Linked DNA regions of Homo sapiens: region 2 is linked to region 1. Evidence: chromatin loops called from intact Hi-C (ENCODE). Cell type or tissue: pancreas. All regions are shown on one strand. Links, peaks and the distances in the headings refer to the core of each region. The heading gives the core; the rest is flanking DNA. Region 1 has its middle 4.1 kb from the start of MIR124-3. Region 2 overlaps LINC01056 (long intergenic non-protein coding RNA 1056).

What was found. Hi-C counts contacts between places; a loop is a spot of excess contacts. Peaks named below come from ENCODE experiments on the same cell type or tissue, not always from the same donor. Only the 100,000 strongest peaks of a DNase experiment are listed, where the experiment ranks them.
Region 2: a loop joins it to region 1, with 4 times the contacts of the local background. A loop is called at or near these places in 79 of 110 quality-filtered maps.

The regions. Positions count from the first base shown.
Region 1 is chr20:63,171,749-63,177,107 of GRCh38, reverse strand. No RefSeq gene overlaps it. Among named protein-coding and RNA genes, the nearest start is that of MIR124-3, 4.1 kb to the left of the region's middle. RefSeq lists enhancers at 2,262-2,836, 3,413-3,987, 3,988-4,564. In pancreas, for the core only: no CTCF peak of the experiment used is centred there; a DNase peak (open chromatin) is centred at 2,347; H3K27me3 peaks cover 2,585 bases.
Region 2 is chr20:63,049,687-63,055,045 of GRCh38, reverse strand. LINC01056 (long intergenic non-protein coding RNA 1056) reads right to left here. Exons shown (of 6, transcript NR_033369.1): 4 at 3,295-3,424; 5 at 1,780-2,141; 6 at 1,183-1,534. Among named protein-coding and RNA genes, the nearest start is that of LINC01056, 14 kb to the right of the region's middle. In pancreas, for the core only: no CTCF peak of the experiment used is centred there; a DNase peak (open chromatin) is centred at 2,895.

The DNA of each region.
Region 1 (5,359 bases), core at 132-5,131:
CCTGCAGAACGCACTCTGCCGCGCAGCTCACACCGCGGTCCTCCAAGCCTCTCAGTCCTGAGAAAGGCAAGGGTCCCGCCGGCCTCCTGCGGATGGCCCTGCTGGGCTCCGTACAGTGGGGTGGGAATTAAAGGTCGTCCTTCCCCGCCCCCATCGGAGCTTGCGGTTCTCACAGTTTCAGACCGGGATGGGAGCTCTTGCCCGTAGGGACCACGGAATCACAGGCGACACTCCACGGCCCGACTGCAGTCACTGCCAGCTCGATAGGGTCCTTGGGGCGCCCCCGATCTGGCCCTCTAGGGCCAGGGATCAGTGGCTTCCCCAAGCCTCACCGTCCGGAGCCTCCCCCGCTGGCCTTTGTTTAGACTGCAAGGAGCGCAGGCCGGCGCGGCCGGCAGGCCTCTGTCCCCATCTCCTTCCTCCTAGGGCCAACCCAGCCCCTGCGCCATCTGCCCTCGGAGCAGAGCCTGGGCCTCCCTGGGAGCAGGTCCTGCTTCCTTCCTTTTCCACCCTCTCCAGCACTGCCCAGCCCATGGACAGCCGGTTAGGAAGGGCGGCAGGAACTCGGGTTGGTTCTGCCCGCACCGACTCCGCCGGTCCTCAACCATCAGGACGCCCCTCCCCCTTTGGTGCGGCTTCAACCTGACCCTTCCCAGCCGCAATTCCTCGCCCTTCGCAAGTGTCAGGGACAATCTTTCTTTCTCACAGGTCACGCACAAGCCCTCTACTCCTCCACAGCCCAAGGGGAACCTTCTGTTCCAAGCGCAAAGCTCTGGAAGCTGCCCCAAGCCTGCGGGTGCCGGCAGCCTCAGCAGGTGCAAGCCGGACGCTGGAGGGGCTGGAGGGCTGGGGAGGCCAGGCTGCAGCAGCCCCGCTTCATTGGAGACAGTTGCCCTTGGCCTCCAGTGGTCGGAATCGGACCCTCACCCTAATGAAACGGGGGCAGTCCCCAGGGCGGTCCTAGGCTCCCAGTCTGAGGCATCCGCTGTCCATGGTGTTGAAACGGAACCCTGAAACCTCCGCCTCACTTTCGGACTTTATACCCCCAGCCCTCTTCTCACCAAGGGTTGGGGCCAGGGAGGCCGGCTCCCGGCCCCCTCCCCTCCCGTCCCCCACCCTTAGCTTCCTGGACGGGTCCAGGACGCCTCGGGATTCCAGCTCCTTGGAGCTTGTTCCCATTCTAAGGGGAAAGACTCCTTAGCACCCCCCATCGGTACCTTGGCTTCGGGGACCCCAAATCTTTCTTTGGGTCTCTTTTCCGTACAGGACCGGCTCCACCTGGGGCAGGGTGGATCGCCGCCCCTGGCAGACCTGTTCCCTCACCTGGCGGAGCACCTTCGTCCTTCCCACTTTACCTTTGGCGGAGGGCTCTCTGGCAGGCCGGGGTGGGTAAGGTGGAAGGCTGGGGGTCGCCCCCTTCCCTTGGGTCACCCTAGATTTTTGTACATCCCTAGAAGAACCCGGCCCCTCTTGGAGTCCTGAGTAGCGATCGGGGTCCCCGGCTCCCCACTTCCACCCCCGGTGTGCAGCGGCCCCCAGCCAGGCGGGCTGGGGGAAGGGCCGTCCAGGGCTTGGGGGCGGAGCCGGCCGGTAGGAGCCGCGCGGGAAGGGGAGCCCGCCTGCAGCCTCTGCCCCGCCCGCCCCGCAGAGTCCGCTCCGGTGGGGACCTTTTCGGTGGCCCCGCGAGCTTCGTAGGTTTCATAAAAGTCAACTTACTGCTGCCGGGCCCGGGCTGGGGTCTGTGCTTCCCCCGCTCCGCGGGGGCCTAGTCTCGCCTTGCCCGGCGCCTTCTCTCCGCCGCCGCCCACGCCGCCGCCTCTCCGGAGCACACGGATAATTTGTTTGTGGATTTGTTTATTTGCCAGCTCCGGGGACAGTGGGGGAGTGAAAAGGGGCGCGAAGGTGGGGGCGGCGGCGCTGCCGGGCCAGCTCGGGCTCCCGGTTCCCGGCGGCCGCCTCGGTGCGCACAAAGGCCGGCGCGCAGCGGGGCCGGCAACTTCGCTACGGGTCAGGTGGCTCCGGCGGGGGCGGGAGCGGGAGGAGGGGAGGAAACACGGGCCGAGACCCCCACCCCCTCCCCCTCCCTCTTGTCCGCCATCCGTGAAAGCCTCCGAATAGCGTGGGATTAAACAAATCAACAGAACCCGTGGAGAACCCCTCCCTTTCCGCTCCTTCTCCCTCGTCACCACCCGCTCCTCCTCTGCGGGAGGCCTGTCATTCCTCCAGAAAGAGGAAAGGCCGCGGCCCACATCTGGGAACAGCTGGCTCACCACCTCTTGACCCTTGACCCTCGCCTCCTTTGGAGTCTGCTGCAGACCACCCCCCACCCAGCCCCTGCAGCATGCGGAGGTGGGGAGGATGTGGAAGGCCAGATGGAGGTGCCCACAGTACAGATGTGGGTGGCAGAGGGGGTGGGGACCCTTGCCTCCCAGTGGCCCACAGCTTCCCAGTTCCAGCTGGGGTGGTCAAAGGAGCTCAGAGGCCCCCACCCAGTGCCTCACCCAGGGATGGCGGAGACTTCTGTCTGGCTCTGCAGCAAGGCCTGGGTCCCCCTCCCACCCAGCATCTGTGACTGTGACCCCAAACATCTCCCCTGTGGGTAAGGGGGCCTCCCATTCCTCCCACGCCAGGCTTAACCTCCAGAGGTGGGCAGATGCTTGGTGCCATGAGGAGCAGGGGCCCCCGAAGGCCCATCCCACCTAGCAGGGGCCCTCTTCCACCCCCAGGAGCTCCAGGGACACTGCCAGGCAGCTTGATCCCCAGGACTAGGGGGTGGGAGTGCAAACATGGCAACTGGCCCCACGCACAAACTCAGAGGCAAGGTGCAGGGAGCAGGGAGACTCCATCTGCAGGTGCTCCCTCCACACCTGTCCCCTGGGCTTGGGTCTGGACGAGGCCAGTCGTGGGGCCCCGTGCCTGGTGGGGAGAGGGAGGGCCTCTCCTGGTCTTGCTCCTCCTCACCCTTTGTAGCGGGTGGCAGGGACCCCGCCTGCCTGAGCGCTGAGGGTGGGAGTGCAGCAACCGACCACAAAGACCTCGATTGTCAGCCCGCCCAGGCGCACAATAGGGTGGGGATAGCACAGGGCCTGGGGCCTCCGCATGGAAATGAGGCCACGGCCCCTTTCTCTCTGCTCCCGGCCTGGCCCCCTCCTCCCTGGCCCCAGTGAGAAGGAATACATAGACCTTGGACTGACCGTCCCAGAGGCGGAACTCCTTGTGGGTCCCGCCAGAGCTACTGGGCTGAGAGCTGGGCAGAATAGAGGCCAGGTAAGCACTGCGCCTGGGCGGGCAGGGAGGCGGGAGCCAGTGTGGAGCGAGGGGAGCTGGGTGCCTGGCCCATGGCGGGAATAGGCCTTTTGTTCCCCAGGGGCCAATATTTCAGCCTGAGGTGCGAACCTGGCCAGTCCCAGCCTCCCTGGCCATGCACTGTTGCTGGGGAATTGGGGATATGGAGCCTGGGCCAGCAGCCCCCGGCCCCCGCCCCTTGCCCAGGGCTGGCCCCCTCTACAGGGCGCCTCTTGGCTTTGGGCAGCTGCCTCCTTCCCATTGCCTCCAAGCCTAGCCTAGGGTCCTAGAGGGTGTGTTGCGGGGAGGGTAGGGAGGCTGGCCCCTGCTGGCCCCACCTAGGGATCTTGGTGTCAGCAAATTACCCTGGAGGAGTGAGGGGTGAGCAGCTTGCCCCAGCACTGCTCTCTTCTCTAGAAAGATGGAGGAGTTTGAGAGCAGGAGCTTCGAGAAGGCTCTGGGGCCTTGTGGCCTCGACTCCTCCAGCGGGAACCCCTCCTGCTTGGCTTTGGGGCCACCCCAGGCATGCAGCAGGACACCCATTTAGGGCACTTTCCTTTTGAACCTGGGCCTCAGGACCACCCAGAACAGACCTACGCAGAGCTGGGGCAGGGTCTCTCCCAGCCCTGGGTCCCCCTCCATGGGACCCAGCAAAGTTGGATGCGGCCAGCGTGGCCACAGGGTGAGGGCTCTTTGTCCCTGAGTCCACATGGGGTGGGGACTCTGTGTGGCCTCCTCAGTTACAGCCTGACCTCTAAGTGGGAGCAGGCGGCATCTGACAGGGCGCCCTCTCCTTCCTCAGGCCCTCAGGTGTCCCCCATGGAGCCCCCTCCTGGTCACAAGGGCGGGACTTGGCTCAATGCCCCTCCCCCTATGTTCTCAGCGGCCCCAGCACTCAGGACCCCACCAGAGGGAGCTCCACCACAGAGGCGCTTGTGGGGCCCAGCTGGCCCAGGCACCAATCCTCCAAAGGTGGAGCTCCCTCAGAAGTGGCTTGGCTCGGGGTGCAGAGAACAAGGCCATCCTTGGCTGGGCTGACAGCTGCTGGATGGCCTGCAGCTCATGGTCCCGGGGTAGGGCTGGAACGGCCCTTGTTCTGTCCCTCCCTCCAGGACACATCTGCCAGTCCTTTCTCAGGGTTCAGGTCCCCATCACTCTCTCAGCACCTGCCCCTGGGTCTCTGTGTCTCTCCCCTGGTCTCTGTCTCTTTCCTGTCTCTGAGTCTCTCCCCTGGTCTCTGTGTTTTTGCCAGTCTCTGTGTCTCTCCCGTGTCTCTGTGTCTCTCCCCCTGGTCTCTGTGTCCCCCCCAGTCTCTGTGCCCCCCCCTGGTTTCTGTGTCTCTCCCCTGGTCTCTGTGTCTCTCCCCTGGTCACTGTCTCTCCCCTGGTCTCTGTCTCTCCCCGGTCTCTGTCTCTCCCCTGTCTCTGTGTCTCCCCTGGTTTCTGTGTCTCTCCCCTCGTCTCTTTCTCTCTCCTGTCTCTGAGTCTCTCCCATGTCTCTGTGTCTCTCCTGTGTCTCTGTGTCTCTCTCCCTGGTCTCTGTCCTCCCAGTCTCTGTGTCTCCCCCCGTCTCTGTCTCTTTCCTGGTCTCTGTGTCTCTCCCCTGGTCTCTGTCTCCCCCTGTCTCTGTGTCTTTCCCCTGGTCTCTGTCTCTCTCTTTGGTCTCTGTGTCTCTCCCTTGGTCTCTGTGTCTCTCCCCGGTCTCTGTCTCTCCCCTGGTCTCTGTCTCTCCCCTGGTCACTGTCTCTTCCCTGGTCTCTGTCTCTCCCCTGGTCGCTGTCTCTTCCCTGGTCTCTGTCTCTGTCTCTCCCCGGTCTCTGTGTCTCCCCTGTCTCTGCATCTCTCCTTCTGGCCTCTATGATTCTCCTCATCTCTGAATGTCTCTCCCATAGGTCTATGTGTTGCCATCTCGCCTTTTCTTGGTTCTCTCTCATCGCTGCACCATCTTCCTCCTCAACTTCCTCTTGCTCATCTCCATCTCTTTCCATTTACCTCTCAGGAATGACTCCAGCAAGAAAGGAGGGCCATCAAAGGGACTTCTCAGGCTGCTGTCTGCTTTTAGGGACATGGGTATT
Region 2 (5,359 bases), core at 131-5,130, 120 kb after region 1:
TTAACTCCACACACAAACCCTGGTGGGGCGTGCCCAGAGGGCTTGAGGAGCTACTACCTTGCTTTCAAAGCTCTGTGCCTTTGAGACCGTGACTGTGTGGTTCACACCCCCATCTTCAAGGCTGGACTCTCCTGGCCCATGGACCCCGCTGGTTCTCCCCTTCCTGGGCACCCCAACTCCACAGCCCTGTGCCCCTTGACCAGGCTGTTTCTGGCCAGGGTGGGCTGACATGCCGGGGACTTGATGGCCCCGGAGCAGTCTCCAGGCAGGTCCTGGGTGAGAAAGCCCTGGGCAGCTGAGGACCTGGTGAGGCTGAGCCCAGAAGCCTGGCCGTGGCCTGCCTGATGGCCGCCCTGGTCACTGGGCATCTCACCTCCCACTCACCTGCTGCTGTGCTCTCAGAGTCACCTCCAAAATAAACAACTTTCCCTCCTTAAGTAGGATGAACAGGGCCCCCAAATATGTCCACCCATAACCACAGAATGTGGCCTTATTTGGAATAAGGTCTTTGCAGATGTAATTAGGGTAAGGATCATGGATTAGAGTGGGCCTCAAATCCCATGAAGGGTGCCCTCATAAGAGATGGAGAAGCTGAGACAGGTAGATTTGGAGAAAAACGCCACGGAAAACAGAGGCAGAGATTGGAGTGATGCGGCTGCAAGCCGGGGACACCAAGGAAGGCCTGGAGCCACCAGAAGCTGGAAGGGACCAGGAAGAAACCACACCCCCTCCCAGAGCCTCCACAGGAGCCAGCCCTGCCCAGAGCTTGCTTTCAGATGTCCAGCTCCAGAACGGAGATGGAATGAATCCTCGTTACTTAAAGCCACCCAGTTTGAAGTAACTCGCCGCCACGCTGGGACACCTCCCATTCCTGCTTCGGGATCTACTTCTGGGGAAGCCCAACCTTAACCCGTCATATTTTTCTTTAAGTTAAATAAACGAATTGATTTAAATACCTGTTTTAGCCTTTGACCTAAGCAAAAATATCTGTGAAATCATGGGCTTGATATACAAATTTAATTTTTCCAAATACACACTCAAAATAAGTACTCGTAAAATGTAAATGGTCATCGAAGCCTCCGCCACCTAATCTCCCTCTGGCTGCAGCCGCGCCATCCTCCGGAAGGAGGAATCACCATCACCGTAACCATCACAGACCAGCGCATATAACAATGCACTTTCAGATATCATTTCTAGATATTTATAGAACCTGTGGATTCCAGAGCAGTGTGCACACTGGTGTGTGTCTTTGTGTGTGCATTCACTGTGTCTGTGTATGCCTGGGCTTAAGGAAGAAGAGCGTGTCTGTGGAAGATGAAGAGGGCAGGAAGCCTCTTCACAAAGGCTCTCAGTTGCTTGGCGATGACTGAACCGAGAGCTGAGTGAAAGGGGTGGGCGTCAGCGGAGTACTTCTGTTGTGTGCACCTGAGCACGGGCTCACAGAGCTCCTGGAGGCCCCGCAACCCGACTGTTCAGTCGAACAGAGGACATACCGGGAGGTCCACCACTGTGTCCACCGCTGTATTTCCAGTGCCTGAAGGACCGACCGCCCCATGGGAGGGCTGAGAACTTGTCTGTGATGAGGTCACTAACAAACAAGTGAGCTGGACCCCTGGGGAGGGTCAAAGAAGGAGCTCTGACAAGGGGCAGGGGATGAGGTGAGCCTGGCGCTGAGAACAGGGACAAGCAGATGTAGGGCCCCTGACCCTCAGACCTGATAAGGAGGGCCCAGTCCCTTCCCACCTCCGTGTCCCGGATGACTCCATTGGCCACACCCACCCAGAGGCCAGAGACAGATTGCTGGGACATCCATGGAGGTCAGCCTCCTGGGGCCCAGAGCGGGGCTGGAGGGGTAGGGGAGGCTGGGCTCCCGGGGTCTTGCTACGGCCTCTGTTCCGGGCTCTGGGCTCATCTGTGCCGGGGCGTGAGTCACTGGTGCATGGGCTCGGCTCTCATGTCCTGGACTCTGTGAGCAGCAAAGCAAGGGGCTCTGCCAGGGCTTCCCCGCAGGGAGGCAGCAGACCCCTCACGCTGGTGGGCACTTTGGACCTTGGCTTTGCTTTCAAGTCCTGCCCTTTTTTAGCAAGTCGTTAGTATTTTAAGTGCCTTTCAAGAGGCTGAGCCTAATTAATTAGCCGTTTCTGAAAAAACAATTAGGGTTTCTGATAGGCATCATCCTGGAAAACAAGCAGAGTGCAAAGGCCAGGCTGAGGCCGGGAACCCCAGCAGCAAAGAGACACTCGCGTCCCCCAGCGTCAGGGAATTAGGACATTTGTGCCAGGCTGCCTGGCTAATTAGATTTCCAACAACTCCAGAGGGACCCGCTGAGGCAGCATCTAATTTAAAGCAGCCTCAGCCGGGCTTTGAGCTTGAGCATTTTGCAAAAAGACAAGACAGAGTTGGGCTGTCCCTGTGGGTGGGCTCCTGTCCCCTCTGAGCTCCAGGACTCCAGGCCCTGCCTGTCTGTCCACCTGCAGTTTCTCTCCCTGTCCCCTCCCTCCTTTCTGCCTCTTCCTCTGCCCCTGGCTCTCAGGCGTCCCCTTCCACCCAGAGGAAAGGGAAGTGACCTCCCAGCTCCTCACAGGGTCTACAGACGACTTGGCCTCCCAGTTCGGGTTGATAATAATTTGCTACTTAAAAATCTGCTCAGCTGAGGAAATTTGGTATGTCTTTTCCAAATAAAGCCTTCAATTGCCCCAAAATGAGTGACTGAAGAGGGGTCCTGCAGGGGAAGGAAGGGAGTGAGTGACTGAAGAGGGGTCCTGCAGGGGAAGGAAGGGAGAGCATGTTGCATTTCTGGGCATGCAGGGCGCTCTGTTGGCCTCAGTTCTCAGGAGGCCCCGCAGGGGGGTGGCGGTGACCTCCCATGACTGCAAGCTGAGTGTCCTGTAGGCACCTGCAGCATCTCCCCGACCTGTGGTGGGGGCGGTCTGGGGTGCCCTTGCCAGCACTGCCCTCTGTCTTTTCACCTGAGGAGGTCATAGGGCGCTCCCTTCGAGAAGAGGTGGCATGAGCTCCCTCCAGGCCGCCACAGTTGGGAGAGGGTCTAACGTTTGCTGTCTTCTGTGCTTATGGTGCCAACTCGCTCCAAAACTGCCGCCTTTGAGGATGCTTGGCTCAGCCCCCTTGGAAATGCAATTCCCCTTGTCCCCCAGCCATGGAGTGGGAGCAACTCCCCCTGCACCTTCCTCAAGGGCTTATGAGGCCACCTGCCCCTGCCCCTGGCCTGCCCCACAGGATCCCGATGGAGGGCCCGTCATTGTGGGCCCAAGAAGCCCACACCCTGCCTGGCACCCCTTGGTCTTGACTGTCCTCGGCCTGCCCGTTTGCTCCTCTGTGGCCTCTCTGTCCTGGGCACTGTGTTGCCCGCGTCCTCTGAGTCCTGCCACATGGACGGTCAGTGCTCCATACGCCACATCAAGTCCTGCAAGTTGTATAAAAAGTTAAATTTTGGGAATTGAGTTATGTTTTTGGATTCTCCAGAGGAATCAGCTGTTCGAAGGGATTCTATGGCTTCAGACTTTTGAGAGCAGCATTGTTAAGACTGGAAGAGACAAGCCTGCAGGACAAAGGAGGAACCAAGGAGGTGGGAGGCTGGCAGCAGCCAGCCCTGCCCAGAGCTTGCTTTCTACACTTGCCACGGGCCCTCAGAGGTGTGCAGGCACTTGGGCATCCGCAGACCTTCCCTGAGAGCCTGGCCTGGCAGCCCCTCCGGATCCTGCACCAGGGGGAGGACACTACAGAGCATGATTCTCTGCACCGGGGGGAGGACACTACAGAGCATGATTCTCTGCACTGGGGAGAGAACACTACAGAGCATGATTCTCTGCACTGGGGGGAGAACACTACAGAGCATGATTCTCTGCACTGGGGGGAGGACACTACAGAGCATGATTCTCTGCACCAGGGAGGACACTACAGAGCATGATTCTCTGCACCGGGGGGAGGACACTACAGAGCATGATTCTCTGCACTGGGGGCAGGACACTACAGAGCATGATTCTCTGCACCGGGGGGAGGACACTACAGAGCATGATTCTCTGCACCGGGGAGGACACTACAGAGCATGATTCTCTGCACCGGGGTGAGGACACTACAGAGCATGATTCTCTGCACCGGGGAGGACACTACAGAGCATGATTCTCTGCACCAGGGAGAACACTACAGAGCATGATTCTCTGCACCAGGGGCAGGACACTACAGAGCATGATCCTCTGCACCAGGGGAGGGACACTACAGAGCATAATACTCTGCACGAGGGGCAGGACACTACAGAGCATGATTCTCTGCACCAGGGGCGGGACACTACAGAGCATGATTCTCAGGGGCAGCCACACCCGCCACCCCTGTGGGGGTCCCAGCAGCCACACAGATGCCCCGGGGCCCAGAAGAATGTCTAGGGGAGCGTGTGGGGCCCGGGCGAGACTGCCCTCGATAGAGGAATGGCTGCGGGGGCGTGTGGGGCCCGGGGGAGACTGCCCTCGATAGAGGAATGGCTGGGGGACTGTATAGGGCCTGGGGGAGACTGCCCTCCATAGAGGAATGGCTGGGGGACTGTGTAGGACCTGGGGGAGACTGCCCTCGATAGAGGAATGTCTGGGGGAGTGTGTGGTTGGGGAGCAGGTGGGGCCCAGCAGAGACTCCCCTCGATGGTATCCCTCATGTACTCTCCCATTCACTCAGTGACACTGGACACAGCACCCTGTGTGGAGCACGGCATTGGAACCTAAAGGGGAGGCTCGAGGCCATGGAGGATTTGAGCCACTGGCCAGGGCACTCCAGGTGGGGGAAACACCATGGGCAGAGATGCAGAGGGTCAGCACCTGCCCTGCCCTGGGCCGGGCTTCCCTGAGCGGGTCCTCTGCAGCCCAGTCCCTTCCTGGGAGTGTCCCTGAGGGCCACACACCTACATCGGCCACTTCCCTTCCCGGGGCTGTCCCTGAGGGCCACACACCTACGTCGGTCGCTTCCCCTGCAAGCCCTGGGGGCGTGGAGCATTTCCACATTTCGTGCCCATGCCAGCCTCACCTCTGCTCCCAGGCTCCAGAAGGGCCGCCAGGCCAGGAGGGGCTGTGCAGAGAGCAACAGAGCCTCCAAATCCACTTCCCAGCAGCGCAGGCCAGGGCGGAGGGGAGGGGGTGGAGGTCTTGGCCTCCCCTTCCAAGGTCAGGCCTACCACACGGAAAGGCACGTATGTCTCAAAGCCTGGCCAGAGTCTGGTCCCACCAGTGACCTCTGGCCAAGCACAGTGACCATCCAGGAAAAGCTGAAGTTTTATGGCCGCAGTGGATGAGCCAGCCCTGGGTTCCCCTCTCCAGCAGGTGTCCCTGTGTCACCCTCGCCCCGGCGGCCACAGTCT